Regions from separate parts of the Mus musculus genome. Here all the other regions are linked to region 1. The links are chromatin loops, found by intact Hi-C in ENCODE. Cell type or tissue: left cerebral cortex. All regions are shown on one strand. Links, peaks and the distances in the headings refer to the core of each region. The heading gives the core; the rest is flanking DNA.

The links. A loop is a pair of places that touch in the nucleus more often than their neighbours do. Peaks named below come from ENCODE experiments on the same cell type or tissue, not always from the same donor. Only the 100,000 strongest peaks of a DNase experiment are listed, where the experiment ranks them.
Region 2: a loop joins it to region 1, with 2.2 times the contacts of the local background. A loop is called at or near these places in 9 of 42 quality-filtered maps.
Region 3: a loop joins it to region 1, with 4 times the contacts of the local background. A loop is called at or near these places in 5 of 42 quality-filtered maps.

Annotation. Positions count from the first base shown.
Region 1 is chr4:139,487,403-139,492,902 of GRCm38, reverse strand. It overlaps Ubr4 (ubiquitin protein ligase E3 component n-recognin 4), which reads right to left. Exons shown (of 106, transcript NM_001160319.1): 106 at 3,370-3,736. The coding sequence ends at 3,672. Among named protein-coding and RNA genes, the nearest start is that of n-TVaac1, 60 kb to the right of the region's middle. In left cerebral cortex, for the core only: no CTCF peak of the experiment used is centred there; DNase peaks (open chromatin) are centred at 2,048, 2,701 and 4,769; H3K27ac peaks cover 728 bases.
Region 2 is chr4:139,571,049-139,576,548 of GRCm38, reverse strand. It overlaps Iffo2 (intermediate filament family orphan 2), which reads right to left and starts at 1,829. Exons shown (of 9, transcript NM_001205173.1): 1 at 952-1,829. The coding sequence starts at 1,601. In left cerebral cortex, for the core only: CTCF peaks have their summits at 1,183, 2,023 and 2,231; DNase peaks (open chromatin) are centred at 752, 1,093 and 2,062; H3K4me3 peaks cover 1,995 bases; H3K27ac peaks cover 1,823 bases.
Region 3 is chr4:139,855,972-139,861,471 of GRCm38, reverse strand. No RefSeq gene overlaps it. Among named protein-coding and RNA genes, the nearest start is that of Gm46873, 25 kb to the right of the region's middle. In left cerebral cortex, for the core only: a CTCF peak has its summit at 2,623 (motif pointing right); a DNase peak (open chromatin) is centred at 2,629.

The DNA of each region.
Region 1 (5,500 bases), core at 773-4,772:
CTCATCCCATGAGGTGGGGGCTGCTTCCCCATGGATGTTTCCTTGACTCCCCAATGTCCTGGGATCTCAGCTGCCCCCTCTCCAGGAGACTGCCCCATCCCTCTGCTCCAAGAAGTCAGGGTCTCCCACAGCCCCTTGGGCTCACGGGAGGGTGTGAGTAATGTGCACTGGGCCTGGGAGCCCAGCATAATACAAGAGTTGAACCAAGGACATTAGGCGACACATGTCAGTTGATTGACAGGAGCACACTGGCTCACTTCTGCAGCCCTACCTCCCTGCCGTTCTCAGGGACAGTCCTAAGTGCTGCACTAGCCCTGTGTGCCCTGTGATAAGGGGGTGGGTACTTAGTCCCTTCCCCCTCTGTCTACTAACTCCAGCCCTAGAAAAAGTGTCTAAGCAAAGGACACAAGCTGTTGGTACAGGGAACTTCTGGGCTGGCCCAAGGAGCCTGGAGTGTAGTGTCATCAGGCTGAGCAGCAGAGGTGGCTCTGTCTGCACATGCCTGGCTCCTAATCCTGGCTCTCTGGGCTTGTTGGGGAGGCCAGAGGATGAGTGGCAGCCAAACACTGGTCAGGGAAGGGAGGTACCCCACCTGAGACAGGAAACAGGCCAGCAGAATGAAAGGAAAGAGAGCAACTGCTAAGGTGACCGAGCTCTGCTGGCCGAGCATGCACACATGCACATGAGTGGTACTTTTGTCCATTCTGAGATTGTGGCTGACCTGGTTCCTAAGGCCCCTACTTTGGCTGTTCATATCTCCTTTACAGCCTGTGTTGCTGCAGTGACAGTGCCTGTCAAAATATCACAATGAGGTGGAAGAGATCCTCACATAAATAGGGCAGGAGCCCTACCCTACAGGGCCCCATGGAGGAAACCATTACCCTTGGGAAACACTACCAGCCTCAAGGTCTCAGGTGACCCAGACCCACCTGTACCCTCACTGTCTCACGGGGGAGGGGAGGGTTCAGACACCAAACAAAACTGGGTCTTCGCTCTTCCCTTCCCTGATATGTCTCCAGGGAGGCTCCTATGGGATGCCTCCAACTTTAAAGAATTAGTGTCCTGGGACCCTGCGATCAGGCAGTGGGAGGGGCCATTTGAGATGGGAAAGGTCCAGTAGCTGAACAGTAGTGGGGGCCCTCCAAGGCTGTGCGTGATAAGGGGGCTGTCTCCCTCTGAGAGGCATCACCACCACCATCCATCTCAATGCTGATGTCAGACAGAATGAAGGCAGAGTCTGGCCCAGCCCCTGACCCTAGTGGGATGTGGACACACAGCCTCCTCCTCCTCCCAAATTGGGTCCTATACTTGGAGAGCTGGAGGCCAGGAAGGACATGAGGATGACGGTACCAGTGGCTTGAGTAGTGTTTAAAAGGAATGGCCTTTCTGTGGACTGACTTCAGACCTCACTAGGCCTAACAGCTGGCCTCAATCCCTTGGGTCCTGTGGCTGAGCAGAGTGGCTCCAGAAAGGAGAGCTTGGCTCGTCTGACGTCCTCCAGTGCTCCTGCCTAGGGGTTGCAGGTATGGGGCGACGTCCACTGCCCAGCCTGTTTTCCATTACCATTCAGACACAGCCAAGGCCCAGCCCTAGGATGCAGCACGGACCTGCAGGGCTACAGTGTTAGCAGCTTTTCTGGGACGGTGCAGAAGCACTGGCAAGTGCTCTTGGGCTTGACAAGGGAATCAAGACAAACGTGGGCTCGGCCCAAGATCCTTGGAGGACTTGTCTTGTGTACTCTTATTGGTAAGGGATGGAGTGCTACTCAAGTTGAACAGAGCAGAGGGTGGTGGCTCCACTGTAGACACACAAGCATGTCTGTCAGCTGTCCTGCAGAAGGCCCTGTCCTGGGGCAGGCTGGCTCCAGACGGCACACAGCAAGCAGCAGAGGGTGTTAAAAGTCTTTTGAGAACTTCAAGAAGGGAAACTACTTCCGACAGAGGTCATCACTGCTGAGCCCATGTTAAAAATGCCCAGGAAGAGGAAGAGCCAGATAGTCAGCTGTGAGAGCGCTCTGTGCTGCCTGGCGTCTCGGCTGACTGGGTGTTGCTTCCCCAGGCAGCTGCAGCTGAATGGCCAGGAGCCAGCCCTGAGTTGTGTTTTGTCTCCGTGGGACACTGTGAGTGCCTGGTTTGATGATGTTTTATCTGCTATTGCTACTTTGTAAGCTCACTCAAAACCAAAAGCTCGGCTCTAGCAGGTTCTTGTCCGGAGAGACTCGTGCTCTGGGGGCTTTGGTCAGCCTTCTGATGGGGCCGCATTAGTAATGGATGATCATAAACATGCCTTGGCCTACAGTGGTCCCCTTGCACTGGCAGCCCCGGCCCCACATGAAGTTGCTCCAGTTTACTAAGTGACAGGACAGTGGCTGACCCTCCCTCAATGTCTAAACTACCTCTCTGGAGTCCAGCAGGACAGACAAGTATGTGTAGGGGGATCCAAAAGAACAATGCCAAGGTCCCCACCTTACTTGCTGAACCCAAGTTATATGAGAAAAAGCTGCAGAATCTAAGCAGCTGGGAAAGCAGCCCTCTTCCAAGGAGATGCTATGTCTTTCCTCCAGGGCAGGCTGGCCCCAGGCTGCATCAGGAAGGGAAGCCTGCCTGGCAGTTCCAGGGCTAACTCAACCCCCAGTTGCTTGTGCTCTGGCCTGCCAGGGCTTTGGGACAGCACCCAAACAAACTGCCTTTGTCTCTCTGTTAGAGCTAAGCACAATACTCTTGCCTTTTGGCTGCAAAGGCTCTGGGGAAGCAACATGGTGCCTTGGTTGTGGAAGTCATCCAAAGGAGACCAGAGGCATCACAGGCCCAGATGGTCTGGTCCAGGGAGCAACCTTGTGAACCAGACATTCAGAGGGGCTGATGTCACCAAAGCCTTTGGTTGATGGGAGTTAGCCAGCTCTTCCTCCCGACAGGCTGTGACTGGGTCAGCCTTTTGCTGAAGTCTGAGAAAGGCTCTCAGGAGCCAGGAGGTGGGGGCAGGTCTCAGAGGTCCAGATACTAAGTTCAGAGGCGCCTCACCTGTCAACTGAGGTCTCAGCAGGCGACTTGGGGTGCAGAACAATGCACAGGCTCTTCCTAGGGCGGTGGGCAGAAGAGCCCTAGCAGTGGACACAGCTATTCTCACTATTCTCACCCTTCCCTGAAGTCTCTCCTCTCTGCCTGGCAGCCAGCAGGAGACTGTCAAATGCTTTCAAGGCCTTTGAAGTAGATGCTGACCAGGGCCTGCTCTGCTGAGCCCTCTTTTGGCTAGGGACAAAAAAACCATCAGACCCCAGAGAACACAATTCAACTCCAGCAGTCTTCCTGGTGTGTCACTGCAAGGCTGTGAGTTCACTGGAAAGCACTGGGCAAGCAGCAGCTAGACCCCTTTCCAATGTGTACTAAGTCATTCATTTATTTCAAGATGTACACACTCAAGCTGGCCGGGACAGCTCACAGCTCCTAGGTACGTATAGGTCCTTCAATGGCTTGAGCTACAGACAACTTCATAGCCTGCGCAGCACACACACACACGTGATAGAACAGGAAGCCTACAGACCCCAAACCACTCCGAGAAAACTGAGGGAGGAGGGGGTGCTAATGCAGCATCCGTGGGGGAAATGAGTGCACACGGAGAGATGAATGAGGGGAGAATGCAAGCTAGCTTCAATCTCATTTCCATGGGGATGGTCAGGGGACTGAGTTCAACAGGTCCTTTAGGAAGCTCTCTGGATCGGTGATTTCTGATAGAAGACCTGGAAAGCAAAGACAGTGTGAGTGGGAGTAGCACAGGGCCCCCAGCCCCACCGAGTCACAGAAGCCTGGTTCACGAATAGGATATACTGTGCCAGCATGCTCTGATGGGATTCCAGCAATGGAGGGGAGGTGACCACTGTGTGACTAATACTCTGCTTGAGAAGTGGGTGCTGCTAGGACAGTGTGGCAGATACCATTTTAAATTCCCTGGAGTGGAGGATTTCCACCTGTCCAGGGGTCACTCAAGGGGCTATAAAATACTGCAACTCCCAAGTTTTTCTTTCTTGTCTTGTTCCTGATCCCAGACTGGCCTCAAACTCACTATGTAGCTGACAACCTCCTTTGAACTTCTGTGCTACTATGCCTGGTATATATGGTGCTGGAGGGACAGAACTCAGTGTTCCATGCATCCCAAGCAAGCAAGCACTCTTCCAGCTGAGCCACACTCCCCTACCCCAGAGTGGTGATGTGCGTGTGTGTGAACATGGTCTTTCTCCATGGCCCTCGCCTTCTTTTCTAAGATTGGTTCTCTCACTGAACCTAAAGCTCACCGGCTGGCTAGACTGGTTGGCCAGCAAGCTCAGCCTGGGATCCTACTAGAGGCAGTTTCCCAGCGCTAGAGTTACACCTGCACCTGGCTTTTCTGGGGATCAGAACTCAGAGCCTCATCCTCAGCCTTTGTCATTTTAAACTGGTCAAAGAAAGGCAAATGCTGATGGTCTTATGGGCTGAAGGTCAGAGCAGGACAGAGGCCTCTGATTCTTCTGGGCTTCGATCCCACCACAGGCTTCCTAAGCAAGCTGCCAGAGCTCAGGGCTCCATTGCTTCAGCTTTCAGAAAGAGACAACAGGGATCCCTCCCTGCCTGCCATGGGGACTAACTGAGGATGGCCTTCCTAGTGGAAGGACCCAGTGCACTCTCTACATCAAGTCCTTGGCCCGGCACCTGACCTCATCACTAGTGCAGAGCAAATACTAAAGCCTCAAGTTAAACTTGAGCATCCGAACACGTCATCCCTCAGAGCATCTGCAGGAACAAATGCAGCCAGGCTGTCTCTCTTGGCTCTGGAAAGTGTTTTGTTCTTGAGTCTGAATAGAGCATACCCAGTGCTCTGGTAGTTTAAAGGTCTGAATTAAGGTTTAAAAGTCTGGCCTTCATGACTCCAGATACATATGTAGCAGAGGATGGCCTTACCTGATAGCAATGGGAAGGGAGGCCCTTGGTCCTGTGGAGGTTTGATGCCCCAGGGTACAGGGATGCTGGAGCAGTGGGGCAGGAGAGGGTGAGTGATGGGTGAGCACCCTCATAGAGGCAAAGGGGAGTGGGGAGAGGGTGGATGTAGATGGGTAACTGGGAAGTGGGATATCATTTGAGATGTAAACGAATGGAATGATTTATTTTTAAAAAAAAAGCGCAAGCCTAGCCTCACAAAAGAGGCTAGAGACTCTATGCCTAGGGCCTGTGCGGGGCGAGGCCTGGGGTGGGTGAGTCCTTCGCCCTGGCTACCTCTTCTCACTGGCTTTGACTTCTGTCGTCATTTCTGCCATCTGTGATGAGCACAGACCTTGGCTGAGGACACAGGTGAGCTCTGTGCTCTTGCTCAAGACTAACTCTGAGGGAAACAGTGAGCTGCCTCAACAGCCAGGCTGGGAAGACACAGTCAGGAGGACTAAGGAGCCATAAAGTAGGAAACAGAGGTGAGCAAGGAGACTACGGCAGCTCAGACAGCAGGGCAGACCCAGAGACACCATCTTAGGCAGAGC
Region 2 (5,500 bases), core at 672-4,671, 84 kb before region 1:
GCTGAGATTGGAGCCTGAGCCTAGAGGGGCCCCTCCCCCACACAGACCTGAGACCTACGCACAGACCCTTCCCCTCCTCGAGTCAGAAAGCTGAGTAGACACTACTGTCAAGCAGGCTGCGGGCAGAAAGCATGTCAGTATTGCAGCCAGGAAATCTGAACTGCAAGGAATACACTGGCCATCTTGCAGGCAGTCGGCTCCTGACCTCCAGCGGGACCCCATGATCTGGGTCCACTCATTATTCTAACCCGTGAGTATCTCTTCCCTGGGGGGGGGGGTGATTCCTTAGGCTGAATTCATGGGACCTAGCCAATAAACCATGAGATTTGGGAGAGTATGAAGAAGATGATGAATTTCTGAAAGGCCAGTGTCTGGTTTTGATTCTGCAAGCCAGAGATCTTGGCCTTAAAGACCTGGAACAAGATAGGCGACCCCGGGGCCCTAGGGACAGAGCCATCCATCTTCACACGTGAGCTCATTAAATTCAAGGACAAAAAAAAAATGACAATGAGCTAGTTGAGACTGTTTTCTTTACACCTGCTATGGGAAAGGGAATCTACCACCAACATCTCGGGGAATACCTAGGCTAGGAGACACACCAGCCATGACTTCCATCAAAGGATCAAGTCTTGACTTTCACCGCGGATTAGCCAAGCTGCCTTGAGCAAGACACTTGGTACCTCTTCACCTCAGTTTCCTCATCTGCAGTATGGGGACAAGGCTGCCTCACACCGCACTGTCATGTGGACAGAATGAGATCACCACAAATCCGCTGGTTATTACGTCCCTGGGAAACAATGTGCCTGGCCCCAGGGGTCGGCGCCCAGGTATCCCGCGCTCCCTGCGCTCGTTCGCGGATTTAGATGACCTAGTCCTCCCGCAGTTCGCAGCCCATATGCCAGGCCCTGCTGCCGGTTCTGAGAGCGGCGGAGGAGGGGCGCGTCCACTCACCTCCGTTTGTACTCGTCACGCTCGCGCTTCACCTTGGCCAGCACGTTGTAGAGAGCGCGGATCTCTGGCGTGATGGTGTCGATCTGCACGCCTACGCCGTCCGGGTGTACCCACGACACGCCGGGGCCCTGCACAGTCTCCACGCCACCGCCTCCCGTGCGCCGCACCTGCGTGTAGCTCCAGATGGTCCCGGGCAGGCGACCGTAGTGCTGCGGGTGCGAGCCGCCGCCGGGGGGCAGGCCGCCCAGGGCCACCGCGTTGGCGTTGACGCCGGTGGCCGCGCCGAGGGCCTGCCCGCTTCCCGCAGCCGACGGCCGCAGCAGCTCGGGCCCGGTCTGCACGGCCTGCTCGCGGGAGAAGGTCTTGTAGCGCAGCCGCCGATCGCGCTCGCTCTGCTGCTGCTCCAGCTGTTTCTCCAGGAGCCGGTTGCGCCGCTCCAGCTCGTGCACCTTGGCCAAGAAGCAGCGGAAACGCACGTTGAGCCCCTTGAGGAGGTGGATGTTGGAACCCAGATCGTCCCGCAGCGCCGCCGTTACGGGCGAGGGCCCCGGCCCGGCCCCGCCACCCCCGCCGCCGCCTGCGCAGCCGCCGCCCCCCGGCGGGCAGCCGAAGGCCAAGGCCATCTCTCCGAACAGCAGCGAGTTAACCATGCGCCGGCTGCGTGGCTCAGGGCCCCGGGCCCGTGGCTCCAGATGCGGCTCCAGCTCGGGGCCGGGCTCCCGGCGCGGCCGGGCCAGGGCGGGCGCGGGCTCCAGAGCGGCCGGGGTGGTGTTAGGTGCCAGATGCGGCTCCGCTGCGTCGGGAGAGATGGTGGGACGAGCTGGAGGTCGCGGTGGCTGCGTGGGGCTGGTGAGGGGTCCGGTGCCTGCGCCGCGACTGTCAGAGCTGCTGTGGACCGGCCGCAGCAGCGGCTCGCAGAGGACTCTCAGCCGGCGCTGCCCCCTCTGCGGCGAGCCCCGCCCTCTGCAGGCACAGACCACGCCTCCAGGGCCCGCCCTCTGCAGACACAGACCACACCCCCTGCCTAGCTGCTCTCTGCCCTTCCCGGCCCGCCCTCTATAGGCGAAGGCCTTCCTCCCTAGCCTGGACCGCCCTCTGCGGACATAGGCCACGCCCCTCAACCCATTGCAGCGATTTCACCCGCTGAGACTCGGCTCCTAGGTCTCCAGCCCCGGCCACGCCTATCGGCCCTTGGGCTCCGCCCACCCACAAGCTGCGCCACTCGTCTGCGAGGAGCCTTTCGACTACAGCTCAAGCTCCGCCCAGCAACGGCCCAGAAAACCCTCGCCTGCGTGCGGCGCTGCAGGCCTAGCGGGGTTCAGATAATCTAACGCAGTCTGAATGCGAAACTGTACCCGGGAACGCGGCAGAGCCGGGCACCGCAGCCTCTTGAAAAGGTGGACAGCCTGTGGAGACCTCCACTACCAAGTGTGCCAGGCGGGCTTGACTACCTGCTTGCCCTTCCTCCGTGTCCCAAATTTCCCTGCCCCAGATTCTCAGGCATGCGGGTGACTGTGGCCTGCAAAGGTCTGGCAACCATAGTGTGCGAAGATGCATGAAAACCAGCTCCCCTACTCCAGCCTCCGGAGGCCTTGGTCGCCTTCCTGTCCCCTACCAGGCAGGATCAGGGCTTCTCGCAGCCTTTGAGCCTGCTAGTCCACGGCAAACCCAGAAGCGGGGATGTGAGACAAGCTGGGGAAGAGAAAGCAATGAGCCTCCCAACATGCTTGTCCTCACAACCCTGACTAACCATCTCCTGTCACCTATCACCACATTGTCACAGTCGGCGCTGTAGCTGAGCCCTGAGAGCAGAGGGTCTGTCTATCCATCAATTCTCCCGAATGCCTTGCTGCAATATGGAGTACCACCTATTTGGAGGACACTTATTTGGACCCATCCATCTTCCGTCCTTTCAGCCATCTATCCTTCACACCTACCACCCTAAAAACCAGTATTCCCTGCGATCTCCAAGTGTCTCCTGTACCCACTGCAAGCATTAGCTCACAGCAGGCACCTATTTAAGTATTATCCTCATTTTACAGAGAAGGTCGCTGAGACCTGAGCTTTACCACCACCTCAAAACACACTCTACCCAGCCTTCCGAGCTGCTGGCCTTTGGTCCTCACCACAAACTTCCTAAGGGAAGGACCCCACCTTGAATGCCTGTGGCTTACACCGTCAGCTCTTAACCAGATATGTGGTATGTTTTAGATTCTTCCGGCCACATCTTTTTTTCCCCTCTCACCGCCATTGTCTTGTTACTAGCTTATGTGTCCGTCTTGTCTGCTTGTGCGTAAGCTTGCAGGCAGGTACCCTGTCTCACAGGACAAAGCCTTGGTGCTCTTTGTGACAGACGAGAAAGAGTGTGGTGCTCTGGGGTGGTGCTGTGTTGTGAGGTTACTGCTGTGTTTCAGGTTTGGTCTTGTTGCCTTCCCTCGCTCCCTGCCAAATGGACTTAGCTCTGCGCTCCGGCATTCCCTTCTGGTGATCTTTCTCCCCGGAACCCAAGCCTACCTGGTCACTCTCTTAACTTTTAGATCACGGAGTCTTTGATGCTGTCATTATCCACCCTAAAGAACCAAGAACCCTTTGCCTTAAAGTTGTGGCTCTTGGGATCCTGCCTGGACTGAGAATAGAATTCTGAGAGGGCTGAGACACTGGGGTAGACCCACTTTCCACCCTTATGGTCGCTGGTCTTTGAATGCTCATCAATATGTCCTTTGATTCTGAAAGAAGTCTTTGCGATTCTGTCACCCCTAGATATTCCCATATCACGAGAGTTGCTGTAACTCTCCTGAGACCTAAGCTATCAACATTCAGAAAGTCATATAGGGCTTACTGCTATATCTGTTTGCTTGATGTTAGTGTTTGGAATGGAACTCAGGATATCTCAATTGCTAAGCAAGTCCCCTACTACTTAAGCCGTACTCTCAGCCCTTAGTCTTTTTTTCTAAGTGCTTGCTTGTGTGTGTGTGTGTGTGTCTGTGTGTGCTGTGCAAGCACACACATGCCATAACCTCAGTCCTCACCTTCCACCTTACTTGAGGCAGGACCTCTTGTTAGATACTCTGTATGCCAGGCAAGCTGGCCCTGGAGGTTCTGGCAATTCTCCTGTCTCCTCCTATCTTGTTATAGGAACACTTGAACTACAGATGCTTGCCACGGAATTCAGTCTTATATGGGTCCTGGGGATCTGAACTCAGGACCTCATCAAGGGCTCAGCATCAAGGGCTTTACCCACGGAACCATCTCCCAAGCCCCATTATTTAATGTGCTAATAAGGAAATGTATGTATCATGATGCTGCAAACTTGCTTTTTGAATACTTTGATGACTTGCATTTTAAACTGTTTTCGTTGCATGAATTTTGTCTGAATGCAAAAAAAAAGATATACTTTTTGTTTGTTCATTTTCAAGACAGGGTATCATGTAGCCCAGGCTAGCCTTGAACTTGTGATCTTCCAGCCTCATCTCCCAAATGCTGAGATTACAAGCATAGGATCTCAGGCATTGCTTATGAGTCAATGTCCTGTGCAGGCTAGGCAAGCACTCTCCCAACAGCTACATCAAAATGCATCCTTTTGTTTGTTTGTTGACACAGCAGGGTCTTTCTATGTAGACCTAGCTGTCCTGGAACTCTAGATATAGACCAGGCTAGCCTTGAACTCCCAGAGATCGTTCTGTTCTGCATCTGAAATGCTGGAATTAGAGACATGCACCATCATGGGCAGCCCTCATGCTGCAGTCCCATAAATCATTCTAAGCATGGGCTATGGTATTCACCAGATGTCTGAGAAGCCCCTGGCACAGAAGGGGTTAAGGAGCCACACCCCCAAATTAGCTCTGTACAGGCTTTTCCAGAAAAGCTCTGCCCTGCCAAGTTGCCCTAATGGGATCTGAAGCCCTCCTGGGCAGGGACATCCCATGACCCTGGACTCCTGCTTGGACAGTCCTAGAGCAGAAGCTGAGGAGGGTGCCGAAGGGGTGGTCCTGAGTGTGAAGGAGGAGATTGCTCAGTAGAGACTGGATCTGAAGAAGACCACAGAAATAGTATTTGAGGGCTGGTGAGATGGCTCAGTGGTTAAGAGCACCGACTGCTGTTCCGAAGGTCCCAAGTTCAAATCCCAGCAATCACATGGTGGCTCACACCCATCCATAACGAAATCTGATGCCCTCTTCTGGAGTGTCTGAAGACAGCTACAGTGTACTTACATATAATAAATAAATAAATCAAAAAAAAAAAAGAAAGAAAGAAATAGTATTTGAGATTGAAGGGCTCCAACACGGCCATCCCAATGTCTACAAACTACAGAGCTGGGATGACGGGTAATGAGCCACATGTCTCCCGCTCTTTGTGCCTAACAGCCCACCAGGCAGGGGACCCACAGCTTTCTAGTTTGCCTAGAATGTGGGGGTTTTCCTGATGAAGACATTCAGTGCCCAAACCCGAGATCAACTGCCCCACGCTGCAGTCCATATAGAGCTAGATGCTTCCGAAGCCACAGTTCCTGGTCATCCTGACAGGGATGGCTGCCTGTGTTACCGTCATT
Region 3 (5,500 bases), core at 672-4,671, 370 kb before region 1:
CAGTGGGAAGTCTTAAGTCAATGGTGTCTCCTTGAAGAGAACTGATGGGGCCAGCATCTCTTCATCCTTTTCAGTTTGGTTCATAAAGCAGACAAGCTGTCTGCATGTGACCGTTCACCTTCTCTGTCTGTCAAGTCAGTATGGTGTAGCTAGCTGCTTTCCCTTGCAAGAGTTAACAGTGTCTTCAGCAATACTGAAACTAATACCAGGAGTGGGGTGGTATCACCTGAACAGCAGGTGAGAATTACTGACCATGTGAGGATATTTTCTACATCCCTTGCCTATTAAAGAACAAGAAAAACTGGTTAAAGTGTGTCTCCCAAATCCCACACAGCTGCCCCTTGGGCCTGCATCTGCTATATGATTTAATATATAGACGTTCATGGCTCCTATATTTACATTGGTCACATGTCTTTACATTACAAATTTCCTCTCTTTGTCTTACTTCTGAGCTCTGTGAGGTCTATCTTTCCATGACTATAACGAAGTATTCAAGACAATCAATATAAAGAGAAAACGTTGACTTGCTTCACAATCAGCAGGATTTGTCTTCCTGATCCAACCTGAATTTTTGTCCTTTGGCTAAGCAAACTAAGCTATTTATTTATATTTCCTGGTATTTCTATTGTCTGTTTCTTATTATTTTTTGTGATGAGGACAGGTTCCAGAGGAGGACTATGGAACCCCCTCTCTTCTTCTCTCTTGCTTCCTGACTGTGAGGTAGATAGCTTTGTTCTTCCATAAACTTGCAGGAAGTTGACAGCCTCCCCATAGGTCCAGAGCCATGTGGCCAGTCAGTCATGGGTGAGGACCTCCAACACTACAAACCAGTATAAAACTTTCCTGTTTGTAAGTTGATTGCCTCAGGTGTTTTGTTACAGTAACGGGAATCCCATCAACACATGCTCACAGGCCGACCCGAGCCAGATCATTTACAATGGAGACCCTCTTCCCAAGTGATTCTAAATTTTGTCAAATTGACAGTTAAAATGCATTTGTCATTCTGGCATGATGGCTCTACGGGTAAAGGTACTTGCCACCAATCCTGTGGCAGTGTTAAAAAGCCATATCCGAGCAAAAAGTAAACCAAGCTGAATAAAATGGTACAGAGCCTGTGATCCCAGCTCTCAAGAGGCTGAGGCAGGAGAATCACAAGATAGGGGCTACTCTGGGATACATAGTAAGACCTTGACTCGAAAAGAATTAATTAAAAGTTTGAGCTGGCAAGATAGTGCAGTAAGTAGAGGTGTTTACTACCAAGCCAGAAGACCTGAATTTGATACCCAGGACCTACATGGCAGAAGACAAGAACCAACTTCTGAAAGTTGTTGATCTCTGGGAATGTATGCGGCATACACACAGATGCATAGATGAGCATACATGCATGTGTGCACACACGCACGCATACACACACACATAATAAATAAATAAATAAATAAATAAATAAATAAATAAATAAATAAATGTAATTAAAAGGAGCTAGCTATAGGCCAGTAGCAGATCTCTTGCTTAGCTGGCCCAGGGTTCTGGGTTCCATCCTCAATACTGAGAGAGGGAAACAGAGAAGAGAGAGAGAGAGAGAGAGAGAGAGAGAAGCAGGAAGGGACAAGTGCTTGCAGAGAGACTTGCCTGTAGAAACAGGAATCCCGGCAGGTGTGATGTGAACGCCTTCAATCCCAGCACTTAAGAGGCAGAAGCAAGTGACCTCTATGAGTTCAAGGCCAGCCTGGTCTATACTGTGAGTTTCAGGACAGCCAGAGCTACTTAGTGAGAGCTTGTCTGAAAGACAGACAGACAGGCAGGCAGGCAGACAGACAGACAGAATTACAGAACACTGCTGCTATGCTAGTTAGTATGAGCTATCAGTTTGGTGCCTGCATTTAGGGCACTCTAGAGCAATGGTTCTCAGCCTTCCTGATGCTGCAACCTTTTAATAAAATTCCTCAGGTTGTGGTGACCCCCAACTGTAAAGTTATTTTCATTGCTACTTCATAACTGTATTTTTGCTAAGGTTATGAATTATAATGTAAATGTCTCTGGTTTCTCAAGGACTCTGGCTAGTCTAACAATGGCTGTGAACGGAAACTCTAAGGATCCAGAAGTTGCTCAATCCACAAGGCTGGATGTCTCAGCTGATCCTTAGTAGATGCTGAAACCTTGAATAAGCAGGCTCTAGGGCCAGGGATGGAATGGACGTGCTGGCAGGGCAAAAGCGCAGGAGCTTCCCTTTTCTATGTCTTACATAGACTTCCAGCAGAAGAAGGCGTGTCTGCCTGCCCCAAGGTCCAGATTAAAGGCCTGTGTCTTCCTACCTCAAAGGTCTGCACTAAAAGAGGCTCCACCCACTTCAAACCAACCCCCTTCCCCCAAAATCCCTCACAGGTGTGCTCTCCATTTCTGGATTGTAGTTCATTAATAGCATTTGCCCGTGGTCAAACAACACCATGAGGTCAGGATAGGCACCATCACTAAGCTGTACAACGAGCGGCGTGGGCAGCCTTTCAGCGGGGGGGGGGGGGGGGGCTGTGTGGGAGGTTTGTGTTGGGACCTCCCCTGGAGCTGGCATCTGGGTCCGGTCTGGATTCCAGAAGGCAGCGGTGAGTGTGGCCACTAGGTGGCAGCATTGTCCTGCAGAGAAGGCAGCAGACGGCATGGTGTGCTGCTGTCCAGGCTCCGCAGAGAGGGGGACTTAGTGAGTCTTCACGTGAGTCTTCACGGATGAGACAGGTATGATTGTGACTCAGAGACTGCCTTCAGCAAACTCCGAGGGCTGGCATCCATGGGACATAGGACGCAAGGTCCATTCAGACCTGAAACCAGGCACAGGCCTTGGCTGGCTCAGATGCCCCATTGGTAAAGATGGGGCTTTTTAACCAGTGGTTCATGCCTTCCAGTATCTAACACATTCAGATGCAGAGCTACCTGAAAAGGGAGTGCTGGGCAGAGAGGCACTCTTGCCTGAAGACCCTTAAAGAGGGGCCGGAACGCTATCCCCATGAGCAGAGGATTGTTGTAGAAATTATTTAATCTCAGTCGGAGGTTTCTACCCTGCCTTGGACCATTCAGTTCCCAGATAAAAGACACAAAACTTTTATATTTTGTTAAGCCTTAATCAGCACTAGAGCTGGGTAAATGTCTACCCTCTAAGCTACTAGGAAATATCTACTTCCCTGTCAATAACCCAGAAATATGGCTTGCCATGTTCCCCGCTCTCACTCCAACTGGCCAGACCTTATGGCCAGTTCTCACGATCCCTTATCCCATGGTGTGTTCTCTCTTGACCTTCTCCCTCTCTCCTCAGACCCCAAGCCCAGGAACCGAAACTCTGCCTACCTGTCTTCTGCCCAGCTATAGGTTGTGGGCATCTCTATTCAACCAATAGTTTTAAATTAAGGGCAAGGTCACATAGCATCACTTGGTGCTCGTGAGGATCTCCTTGTCCCTGAGACAACCAGATTTTGGGGGCCAGTATTTAGCATTACAATGAATGGCAACAGACCAAACCTCAGCAGAGGGAGGTGCCCAGAATGAGCGAAGATGGAATGAGGTGTTGTCGGGTAGCCCTTGTCTGTCTTCACAGCACTTGGAGGCTGAGGTAAGAGGACTGTGAGTTCGTAAGGAGCCTGGGCTGCACAGCAATGCTGCCAGAAGAAAGGGGAAGGGAAGAAAACAGGCAGGCACCAACAAAGGCAAATTATACTGTAATCGCCTGTCTTTATGAACCCTCAGCCAATGGTGCTGTCATTACTCCTAGTTAGAAGAAGGCGGTGCTGGGGCCTGGGAGATGGCTCTGCAGGTAAAGATGTTTGCCAAGAATCTTGAACACCTGAGTAGAAGCAGCCTGTGGGGAGGAGAGAACTGACTCCAGCAAGTTAGCCTCTGACCTTCAACATGCACACTGCAATACCACCACACAAAGGCAGGCACACACATAAATTAATAAATGTAGAAATAGAACACCTTCTAAGGGAGAGAGTACTTCTGTCTCTGCCTCCCACCCTAGACCAATTCAAGTACCAGCAGACCAGTTATTCAAGCACTCAAGGATCTTGAGGGATTCTTGGAGGAGCCCCATGCCCTACGCCATCTGGCCGTCAGTGCCAAGAAGAGCCCATTTCTGCTCAGTGCCATGTTTTCATTCTCCAGAATATGCTAGGTAAACAGGAGGCGGGGGTGGGCACTAGTGAGTGAGTGGATGGATGGATGGATGGATGGATGGATGGATGGATGGATGGATAGATAGATGAATGGGTGGGTGGGTGGGTGGATGGATGGATGGATGGATGCATGGATGGATGGATGGATGGATGGATGGATGGATGGATGGATGGATAGATAGATGGATGGATGAATGGATAGATGGATGGATGGATGGATGGATGATAAGTAAATGCTTCTACCAGATCCTATGACCTCCAATTGATCCTCCTGCCTCAGCTCTGCCAAGCTGAGAAGTATAGGATGGTAGGATAGTCGTCACCTCCCAGGGAAGCATTCTGTTGTCTCTGTCTAAGGCAGCCTTTGAAGGCTCCAGGGGCTTCTCACTCCTGTCTGTGTTGGATGAGGGGGTTTCCATGACACACAGGAACATTGAGGTCCAGGGGAGGTCACCTTGTCTGGGCATCTTTTCTGCTCCACCCAGCAAACAGGCCTTGCCAGATAGGGCCCAGGACAAAGGTTGGGGCACACTTATGCTAAAAATGTATTTGCCATTCACCCAGAATTCACATTTCACTGGGCAATTTGATCTGCTCCATCTGTGATGTGGTTTGCTAAACCTGCATTTTTTTGGTTATGTTTTGTTTGCTAAATCTGGCTGTCCCTCTTGAGACATGCCTGCTCCCCCTCTCTCTTGAGACAGTCGGCTTCCCCCTCGGTCCCCCTCCCCTGTTACCTCTGTCCTTAAGATTCAGAGCAGGTGGGACAGGATGGCACACGCCCCGCGTCTGTGGCTGCTCATTCCCAACCCGAGTGATGCTGGCCTGGACCCCTGGGCCCTGCTCTCCACAGCTGTGAACACACAGCACACATTTGAACAAAGGTCCAAGAAACAAGAGCCGGGAGCCCTTGCCTACCTCAAGGCCCTGGGTTCCAAGGCTGGCAGCACCACAGGAAAAAACAAAAACAAACAAACAAAAAAACCAAATATGTCTGAGAAATAGTCTCTTCCCACAAAGCATCCCTGAAGCTCTCTCTGCAACGTGCTCTCAAGCGCTCTGGATCCTCCAAGGAGAGCCCCATGTTGGAGCAGTTTGTGGGCTCTCCAGTAGGAGAGTCTAGCACAGGCCTGGGGTGTGACCTTGGGTGAATCCTCCCCTGTCTTTGAGCCTCAGTTTCTACATCTGTGCAATAGGAACTACCCTAGTCCAAACCTGCAGGATCCTGGGGTGGGTCTGTGTGAAGGGCAGGAAGCTTTAGTGTGGCTCTCTAGCGTCTTGATGATCACTAGTGAAGGCCCTGCATAGCACAGATCTCAGCATGGCACCGGCATGGTAAAATC